2 separate regions of the Homo sapiens genome follow, and region 2 is linked to region 1. Evidence: read pairs that join two places in POLR2A ChIA-PET (ENCODE). Cell type or tissue: HepG2. All regions are shown on one strand. Links, peaks and the distances in the headings refer to the core of each region. The heading gives the core; the rest is flanking DNA. Region 1 overlaps PDE1C (phosphodiesterase 1C). Region 2 overlaps LOC107986781 (a long non-coding RNA gene).

What was found. ChIA-PET counts read pairs that join two places held together with the same protein. Peaks named below come from ENCODE experiments on the same cell type or tissue, not always from the same donor. Only the 100,000 strongest peaks of a DNase experiment are listed, where the experiment ranks them.
Region 2: POLR2A ChIA-PET joins it to region 1 with 5 read pairs; 1 of 35 experiments calls an interaction of 5 or more read pairs at or near these places.

Annotation. Positions count from the first base shown.
Region 1 is chr7:32,017,491-32,021,490 of GRCh38, forward strand. All of the region lies in intron 2 of PDE1C (phosphodiesterase 1C), which reads right to left. Among named protein-coding and RNA genes, the nearest start is that of PDE1C, 51 kb to the right of the region's middle. In HepG2, for the core only: no CTCF peak of the experiment used is centred there; a DNase peak (open chromatin) is centred at 1,771.
Region 2 is chr7:31,189,205-31,195,948 of GRCh38, forward strand. The region is part of intron 2 of LOC107986781 (a long non-coding RNA gene); the gene reads left to right. Among named protein-coding and RNA genes, the nearest start is that of ADCYAP1R1, 140 kb to the left of the region's middle. In HepG2, for the core only: a CTCF peak has its summit at 3,908 (motif pointing right); a DNase peak (open chromatin) is centred at 3,907.

The DNA of each region.
Region 1 (4,000 bases), core at 1-4,000:
GATAAACGGGTCTATATCAAAATTAAAACATTTTGTGCTTTAAATGATACCATCAAGAAAGTAAAAAGAAAAAGCACACAGAATGGGAGATAACATTTGCAATCCCTATATTTAATGAGGGACTAGTATCTAGAATACATAAAGAACTCCTAAAAATTATTAAAACGACAAACAACCCAAATAAAAAATGAATAAAGGATCTGAATAGACATTCCTTCAAGGAAAATACACAAATGGTTAATAAGCATGTGAAAAGATGCTCAACATCATTACCCCTGAAGGAAATACAAATCAAAACCACAATGAGACCAGGCATGGTAGCTCACACCTGTAATCCCAGCACTTTGGGAGGCTGAGGATGGTGGATTGCTTGAGTCCAAGAGTTTGAAACCAGCCTGGGCAACATGGTGAAACCCTGTCTCTACAAAAAATAAGAAAAATTAGCTGGGTATGGTGGTGCATGCCTGTGGTCCCTGCTACTTGGGAGGCTGAGGTAGGAGGATTGCTTGAGCCCGGGAAGTGGAGGTTGCAGTAAACCAAGATTCCACCACTGCATTCCAGATTCCACCCTGGGTGACAAAGTGAGACCCTGTCTAAAAAAAAAAGAAAAACACAATGAGATACAACTTCACATCATCTAGGATGGCAATAATCCAAAAACAGATAATAACAAGCGTTGGTGATTATGCTGAGAAATTGGAACCCTCATACACTATTGATGGGAATGTAATATGTATGGTGCAGCTGCTTTGAAAAATGACTTGGCAGCACCTCAAAATGTTAAACAGAGTTACCACATGACCCAGTAATTTCACACTTAAGGATATACTCAAGAGAAATGAAAACTAAAAACATACGTCTACCCAAAAACTTACATAAGAATGTTCACAGCAACATTATTCATAATAACCAAAATATGGAAACAACCACAATGTCCATCAATTGATAAATGGGTAAAGTCTGGCAAACTCACAGAATGGAATATTATTTGGTGGTAAAAAGGAGTAAAGAACTGATATGTACTACAACATGGATGAATCTTGAAATCTTTCTAAGTGAAAGAAGCCAAACGCAAAAGATCAGAAATTGTATTGTCCCATTTATATGAAATGTCCAGAATAGGTGAATCTACACAGACAGACAGTAGATTAGTGGTTGTGTAGAGTTATGGGAGAGTAGGAGGGGAAAATAGGGAATGAGTACTAATAAGTACAGGATTTCTCTTTTGAGTGATAAAAATATTTTAAACTTAAACTTTGAGAATGGTTGCACAATTCTGAATATATGAAACACTGAACTGTATGCTTTAAATGGGTGACTTTTATAGTATTGAATTGTATCTCATTAAGATGCTTAAAAAATGTTTTTCTAATCCCTTGACAACTCTGAGCTTTATTTCCTAAGAATGCCCTTTGAAGAGCCAGCAGTTTATAGTGGTAGTAGAACAACAGCTTGAAAAGATCTCCTACTGTACCATGGAGGATACAGTCATGTTGCTATATTCACACCCCCACCCCATGCCCTGACTGATACATTAACTCCTTATTCAGTACCTATGATAAACCAGGCATAGTGCTAGGTAAGGGGCCCAAAGGTAATCAAACCCTAGTCAAGTTTATCCTTGAGTAGAGGGGCACCACAAGACACATTATGTTGTTTTAAAAAAAAAAAAAAAAAAAAAGCAAACATGACAAAGTCCAAGGTCCCTGGAAGCACAAGGCTGCGTGGTAAGAGAAACATCCTGGAAGCAGCAATGTGTAAGTAAAGAACTAAAACATGATTAGAGTTAGTGAGAAAATGTGCTGAAAGAAGGAATCAATTGTGTTCTGGGCAGAAGGAATGTGCAAGGGACTGGAGGTGCACATATTGTTTGAGAAGTTAAAACACATACAATATGGTTGGTGCACACAGTGTTCACTGTGGTGAGGAAAGGCAAGTGAGTTTCCTTATAAAGGCCAGGCATACCATGCTAGCGAGCTCAGACTTTAGTTTGAAAACAATGCAGAACCATTAAACTGAAAAATTACCTGATAACATTCATGTTTTAGAAAGATTATTCTGGCTTCAGTACAGCTACATATGACTTGAAGGAAATACAAATGGAAGCAAATACCTAAATTAAGAGGCCACTGGGAAAGAAATGATAGTTTGAACCATGCTATTAATGGTGTGGGTGTAGGGAGGCAGCTAGATTCAAGAACTATTTTACATGTTGAACGGACACAACTTTGTGATTGACTGTATATAGGATAGGGAAACAAGGGGAGGGAAGGGTGACTCCCGGGTTTGTGGCATTAGCAACTGGATGATGGTGCCCTTCACTGAAGTAGGGAACATACAAGAGCAGCAAACCTGGAATAAAAAGTTTTAAATACATTCCATTTGGATTTACTAAATTGAAGTGTCTATGAAACTTCTAAGGGTGGATATATAGGTCTGAAGTTCAGGGAAAAGAGCAAGCTGGAGGATGTAGCTTTGAGAATTAAGAGTCTGCAGAGATGAGATGAAGCTCTGAGGGTAGCTGAGGTGTCAGAGAAGGGAATAAAGAGGAACAGGGCAGACCCTATGGAACATGGGAAACTCAGGCCATGGAGAGCCCATGCCGGGATCCCTCAGGCTCTCAAGTGGTCTCTCTTCTACCTTCAGTGGTCAGCTTGGTGGGCCCCAGGATAAACACTGAAGAAAGTGGTTTTTCATTCTTGGCCTCAGGACATCCTAACCCTTTTGTGCACCTTCAATAAGCATTTGTTCCAAGAATATTGAGGAAAGGCTATATGTCAAGGACTTTCCTGGGCACTGGGATATGAAGAAGTCAACAAATCCCCTGCCCTAAAAAACTCTGGTTGGTCAAGGGACCAAAAATAGACATATAGAAATTCTTCATATTTTTTCTCCTTTTTGGTGAGAAAAAAAAATTTTTTTAAGGGAAATTAATTTTATAAATTCTAAATTTATTTTTTTCTGAAATAATAAGCACACAAAGCGACACAAGGACCTGAAAAATACCAAAGTTTCATAATGTTCTTTCAAAGTTGGCCACTTAAACCAAATTTCATACATAAGAAACACAGCTACTTGACAATCAAAACAGAAAGAAAACACAGATACTTATTTTTAGGGAGTAAAAACATTTAGTGTAAAATTGCAGTTACATTTTTCTGAAAAGCACACTAGAGCCTCAAATCCTGGTAAGTTGCACAATGAGATAAACTGTATTCAAACAAGGCCCAAAAGAGTTCAGTCAGTGTCAAAAAAATTTTACACAAATCTAAATTTTACTCTGGGGAGCAAATCAAAATCTTCCCAACAACATGAGGATCATATAGTATTTGTTTTCATTGTGATTGCCAGGAACATGAAATTCAAAGCCATGTTTTGCATTGCAGAAATTTCTAGACCCTCAGTCTGGTAACACTCTTTTGACCTGTGACATAGTTGGGGCAGCCATATTTCTCTGCTGCCAGATGCTTTGCTACAGAAACAAACAAGACACAGGAGAGAAATGCCACAGTGCTAGCATATGAGGTAGCTACATAAGTGACTTTTAGAAAGAGCTCCCCAGGTCACTCGTCTGTCTCCTTTCTAATTTGAGTGTGATCCAGCCGTACTGGGGCCATCCATAGAACTGGTTTGCCCCTCCTGATAGTGGTTCTATCCCCAGTGAAGCTGGCCACTAAAGACTGCCGAGCTCCTGTGATCTCTGAGCCCTTTCTGCCTGGATTTTCCCACATCCATAGTTGCAGATGCCTTGATGTTTCCCAAAGATTTTGTTGTGTGGAAATGAACTCTTGCAGACTCTACATTTATTCCCTAAAATCCAGGGCATTGAACTTCTGACAGCTTTGTAAACTTTTATCTACAAACCCCACTTCACTGACCCCTCTCTAAACAAATTACACTTAGTGGATGTTCCTAGCTTTGAGTATGTTCTTTCCACAATAACTTTCTGAGAAGAGAGAAAGGTAGAGAAGAGTTAGAGGATGGCATTCTTGTTTATCAT
Region 2 (6,744 bases), core at 1,461-5,460, 830 kb before region 1:
TTACTGTCTTCATTTCTGATATCAGCCTTTCTCTTTTCTTTCTTATTCTTTCTTCAAGCTTTCACTATTGTCATATGGAACAACTACAATATCTTTTGTTTTTTCTACTTTTAGTATCTTTCCTTTCCGAGCCATATCACATGCCACTGCCAGATAAATCTTCACGAAGCACAGCTCTGACTAAGCCCAAGCCCAGATCTTACATTGGCCCTCACTGCCTACCAGCAGTGGTTAATACTGTGGGCTGTTTAGACAGACTCTTTGGGGTTGGATCTTGGCTCTGCAGCTTGCTAACTGTGCTCTTGCATAAGTTGCACCACTTCTGCAAGCCTCTCTTTCTTCTTCTGTAAAGTATAATAATTATTATTTTTTTTTGAGACGGAGTCTCACTGTATTGCCTAGGCTAGAGTGCAGTGGTGCGATATCAGCTCACTGCAACATCTGCCTCCCGAGTTCAAGCAATTCTTCTGCCTCAGCCTCCCAGAGTAGCTGGGATTACAGGTGTCCATCACCATGCCCGGCTAATTTTTGTATTTTTAGTTCAGACAGGGTTTCACCATGTTGGCCAGGCTGGAATCAAACTCCTGACCTCAGGAGATCCACCCGCCTTGACCTCTCAAAGTGCTGGGATTACAGGCATGAGCCGTGGTGGGGAGCCTGGAATTAATTATTGATCCAACATTAGAGAGTGGTTATAGAGTTTAAATGAGGAAATATATGCTTTACATATAGTAATTGTCACAGGCTGCCAGCTGCTCTTTTTACCATTGGTACATGGTTCTTCAGAATCAGGCCTTAATATTTCTACCCAAACATGTGTGTCACTAACTCCCTTTATGTCACCTGTGGGGGTCTGGATTGTTCCCTTTTCCTTACAGTATACTCAGGTATTCCTACATCTGTACTTGAAGACATGTAGGACTTTACACCTGATTCCTTACTTACCCATGGTTAGATCAGTCTTTCAAAAAAATACATGGAAAATTTCATATATATGCCAAAAATACAGAGAAGAGTGAAATGAACGTTCATGTACCCATCACCCAGCTACTGCAATGAACCAGTACGTAGCCAATCTTGTTTTAACCTCACCCCTAAATGGATTATTTTGAACCAGATCCCAGATATTATGCCATTTCATCTACAAATACTTCAGTAAGTAATTCCAAAAGATAAGGACTCATTTAAAAAACAATCACAATACTATTACCACTTCTAAAAAGTAAAGTCATTTTTGAATATCAAGGATCTAGTCAATGTTTAAGTTTCCCCAATTGTCTCATAAATGTCTGTTAAATATTTTTTGTAGTTGGTGTATTCAAATCAGGATTCAAAGTCCGCATATTTTATTTGGTTGCTATGTCTCTTCAGTCTATTTTAATAAATACATTCCCGCTCCCTCTTTTCTTCCTTGTAATTTATTTCTTAAAGAAACTGGATCCTTTGTCCTGTAGATTTCCCCCACAGTCTGCTTTTTGCTGATTGCATACCATGGCATGGTTTAGTTTGTTCTTCTGTTTTTTGTGTTACTCAGAAATTGGTAGTTAGGTCTACAGGCTTGATCAGGCTCAGGCTTAAAATTTTTGAAGAGAATCATTCATAGGCAATGTCAAGAAATATTTTTTAATCATTGAGTCCTGGGCATGGTTCTCAGTGTACGGGGGGCATGAGTCACCTCGCCCACCACAGGTTGCATACTCCTCCTCAGGGTCTACTGCAGTGATATTTTCTTGAGAATAAGTTTTTGCCTGGCATCAGCGCTTTGTAGGTATGAGTCTTCCTTTCCTCTTAGTGATGGTTAAATTTAGGTGTCTACTTGACTGGATTAAGGGATACTCAGATAGCTGGTAAAACGTTATTTCTGGGTGTGCCTGTGTGGGTGTCTCCGGAAGAGATAAAGTTGGTGGACTAAGTAAGGAAGAACCACCCTTGGCCAATGTGGGTGGGCCCCATCCAGTTGGCTGGGGGCCTAGCTAGAACAAAAATGCAGAGGAAAGGTGAATTCTTTCTCTCTTTTTCTGGAGCTGGAATATCATTCTTTACCTGCCCTTGGACATCAGAACTCCAGGTTCTCCAGCTTCTGGATTCTGGGACTGGTTGTCCCCCAGGTTCTCAGGCCTTTAGCCTTGGCCTGAGAGTTACACCACCTACTTCCCTGAGTCTGAGGCCTTTGGACTTGCACTGAGGATGCTACCAGCTTCCCTGGTTCTCAAGCTTGCAGTCAGCCTACTGTGGGACTTCTCAGCGCACTTCCCCAACCCAGCATGAGCTAATCCCCCTAAGAAATACACTCTCATCTCCCTCTCTTTCACATATATATATATATATATATATATATATATATATATATATATATCTCCTCTTGCTTCTTCTCTTTGGAGATCAACTTTATAAACATCTTTTTCTCCATCACCCTGAACCTGCCTAGGGAGGTTTTAATAACAAACAACAGTAAGAACCACGCTAAATAACTAGGTACCTTTTTGATTGCTTAGCCTGTGCCAGGCACTGTACTAAGACTTTAGCGTGCATTATCTCGTATCATTTCACAAGAACTTTATGACAAAGGTATTTTACTATTCTCCTTCCAGAGATGAGAACACTGAAGCCAATAATTTAAGAACTTCACTCAAAGAACTTGTAAGTGATGCCCCGAATCACTGGGATTGATCTTTAGAGTTGGGTCCTTACCTATCACAGTGATCCAGCCCTATGGAAAACACCACTCCCTTTCCTCCATGAGAAACCTTGACTTTTCCTTGTGAACTGGGGTGCTGAGTTACTAGGTGTTAGCAGAGCTTTTCCATTAATGGGTGAAGGTGTTGAGAGTGTAAATTCAGTTTTGAAAAATGCCTTGAGAGCTGCAGCTTAAAAGAGATTGCAGTATAGTAGTCAAGAGAGGAGGCGGCTGGGCGCGGTGGCTCACTCCTGTAATCCCAGCGCTTTGGGAGGCCGAGGCGGGCAGATCACGAGGTCAGGAGATTGAGACCATCCTGGCTAACATGGTGAAACCCCGTCTCTACTAAAAATGCACAAAAAATTAGCCGGGCTTGGTGGCGGGCACCTGTAATCCCAGCTACTCGGGAGGCTGAGGGAGGAGAATGGCGTGAACCCAGGAGGCGGAGCTTGCAGTGAGCCGAGATCGCGCCACTGCACTCCAGCCTGGGCGACAGAGCGAGACTCCATCTCAAAAAAAAAAAAAAAAAAAAAAAAAAAAAAAAAAAAAAGAAAAAAGAGGAGGCTATGAGTGTGACCGTTTGGAGTAGAATCCTCACTGCAGCCTGCCAACTGTGTGACCTTGGACAAGTCACTTTGCCTCTCTGTGCCTTAGTTGCCTCATAATAAAATATGCATAATAAATGAAAGCGCTTAGAACTAATGCCTAGCACATACTAATCACTCAGTAAATGTTACCTGCTACTGCTGCTATATTCTTGCCATCACCATTCAAAGTATTTAAACAATTACGAGAAAGAAATAGCTTTAAAATAACATTTTCTATCTCATGCTGCAAAAGGCGCCCCCCCCAACTTCCTTTAACCATTTACTTCATTTCATTTCTTTTCCTCATAAGAAAAATGAAAAGTACAGAGGTTTCTCCCCACCTCCTCCCCCACCACACACATTTTAATTAAGGTGTCTTTTGAGAAAGAATACTTTAATCCAAAGTGATCACTTTGATACTCGAAGAGACACATTTGGAGGCTACTTGGCGAGGGGGAATTAAAGACAGAGAAGCTGAATAAATAGCAAGCAAAATGTTAATGTTTTGGCTTTGTGGTGTCTGCATCTGAGAGCACTCCACGCAGATTTTCTTGGCCGGCTCCAGCTGGAAGCCTTCGGTGTCTCCTTTTGTGTGCGCGGGAGCCTGGCTGCGGATTGCCGCGCTGCCCCTAGAGGTCAGTCTGATCCAGGGATTGTCTCGAATCCGCGCAGCTCTGGACCCGAAAGGAGAGGCTCAGGGAGAGGATAATGCGGTTGCCAAGTGCCAGGCTTGGCCTGGGTGAGAACCCGGGGCTGCGCGAGCACGGTGGCCTCGGTGCGTCCCCCGGCTGTCCCCGCCGCGCTGGGCGGCCCTGCCGCAAGTTCTCTCTACTTTCTCAACACGGGTTTGCCAAAGTCAGAAAAGGTTGGGATTTTTCTTCAACGTGATATGACTGGGGTTAGCTTGACTTTGTAATGGTAAAAAGAAAAGATGAATGTAAATGGCTTAGTGATATTTTCTATTAAACTATGATTTTTGCTTGTGCTGCATTCAACTGACTGCAACCAGGAGCCAGACGGCCTGAGACCTGTGAGGCCCTTTCCATCAAGAAACCAGATTTCATTTCACAAGAAACTGAGGCCCAGGGAAGAAAAACAACCAAAACACTGTTGAAGTCACTTGAAAACAAGTCTCAACTCAGGGTTATTTCCACTATACATAATCTCATTATTTAAAATATGATGAAGGATTATTGGTTTTAAAGGCCTTGAATTGACATAAGAAACAGTTAGGTATTTAGTTGGCAAACTGGCATAGCTGGTTGAATTCAGAGGCAGGTTGTGTTCAGATGGGGGAGGAGGGAAACCAAGAGTTACCCCTATTTGTGAGGTCCTAGGCAGATTACTTTACCTCTCTGTGCCTCAGTTTACTCATCTGTAAGATGGGATAAATCGCAAGGCTTTATTTCAGGAAAAAAAGCTAGAGAATAATTCAGTGAGCACTCTGTGAATGTTGGTGGCCGTTGTTTATTATTATGAGTAGAAACATTGCAAGGGAAGTCTTGAACACAGAGGGAGGGGTGGGAATGCACTTTCTCATCTTGAGGGGCTCAACATTACTCCTTCAGTTTTTTCCCTGCATGACTTTCAAAGTCATCTTCTTTAAATATCTTTCATGACCAACCCCCTCCATCCCCTCACCCCCCATACAAAAATTCAATGTCCTATTAAAGCAGAAGGAATGTCACTTGGGAACTAGGTAGTGGAATTGGGATTGAGGTGATAAGGACTAGCATGGCAAGTGTTGGAGGGGAAAAGTCTGCCCCAAGAGACATTTCCAGGGAAGAATTCTCAGGGTTTAGCAACGTCCTCAAGTTTAAATTCTAAAGGAACAGGACCTTCCCTGGGACTTTGGCTATGTTCTTTCTTGCCCTGTGGTCAGTTAGGTGTGTATTGTTCATACTCAGATTGTCCAATCTCAGCTTCCTAGAGAACAGAGATTCCATCCTACAGCTGGCTTCTTGTGCAGGGGTGCTTATGAAATGCTTCCCTTTGGTGCAGATTGCTGGACAAGGTGCTCACTGCAGTCTCCTCCTTACAAACCATCTTAGGTACCATTATTTTTGTCCAGACACCCTGTATAAGATAAACAGGGAGAAAGCTGATTCAATTGCTGACCACTGTCTTTGGGCTTTTCTGTCTTCTCTCCATTGATTTTGCTGTGTTTGTAGTATTTGAAGATCTTGCTACACATTTTCGTCTCATTGATATGTATTTTACCCTTTGGAGAGGGGCTGATGTCCAATCTTCCTTTAACCTGGCAGGTCTTGAGATATTTGAAGACAGCTACCAAGACTCCTCTAATTCTTCCTTTTTTTTGGTTGTCTTTAACCATTCCTCATGGGGCATGATTTTTAGAGTCATCATTATCTTGGTTACCACTGGTTTCTAGATCTTCTCCCCTTTGTAGATATCTCTCGTCACCTCCTAGATATTGTTACTCAGAAGTAAATCCAATGCTGTGGCTAGGATCAAATTTTCTCACAGCTCTAGTTTATCTTCTGCTTTCTTTGGAAGACTACACTGTCATTAATACCTTCCAGTACTATATTAGTGCCTCTGATGGCAGTATTTTGCTCTTGAATCATGGAGCTTATAGCCAAACAATCTCCAAAGTCTTTCTTACATCAGTGGCCACTGGGTCATATTACTCCCCATCTTGTCCTTGATTAGCTGGTTGTCTGAATCCAAAACCTGGGTCTTATACTTAATTCAACAATAGCAACTTGTACATTTTGTAGACTATTAGTCTTTTTGGCCAGACTATGAATTCCTTGAGTCCAGACATTCTGCCTCTCAACTCTCTATTTCTAGTGCCTACCACAGTGCCTGGCATTTTATAGGTGGTTTACAAACATGGAATAAAAGCATGGCCTATTGAAAGTCTCTGAATCCTAATTTTCTTATTCATAAATACTCACAATATTATCCATAATATATAAATGTTACATGTAAGTGTGTTAAAGTGTTCTTCTCTCCTCATCCCAAATTAGTAATGTTTTGATTAAGACAGAGCCATATAGGACCTAACTAGACACCACCATTCATAAAATCCAAGGAAAATAATGGCAGTAATCAACATTGACCTGACCGTCGTTCATCAATATATCACACATTTACTTTCTTTTCCTTATATCTAGATTAAATTTTGGGATCTTGACCATAAAGATTTCAGGAAATTTTGTTGAATGCTGTGTTAAAATCAAGAGGCATGATAGCCGTGGCATTCCTGAGATTCAAGTGTAATAGCCAAGCATAGGAAATGAGGTCAGTGCATCACAACTTGAGTTTTAGTGATTTTCTGCTTCTGCAGGCAAATTGCTTAATGTTTCAGTGTTACTACTGCCTAGTGGAGAAATGTGGATAAAAGTGTACCATATTATTGGGTTGTTATGTCAGTAGCACAAGATAATCCAGACGAAGCATACAGTATAATGCCTGATACATGGTATATGCTTAAAAACATGAACTACTCTTATT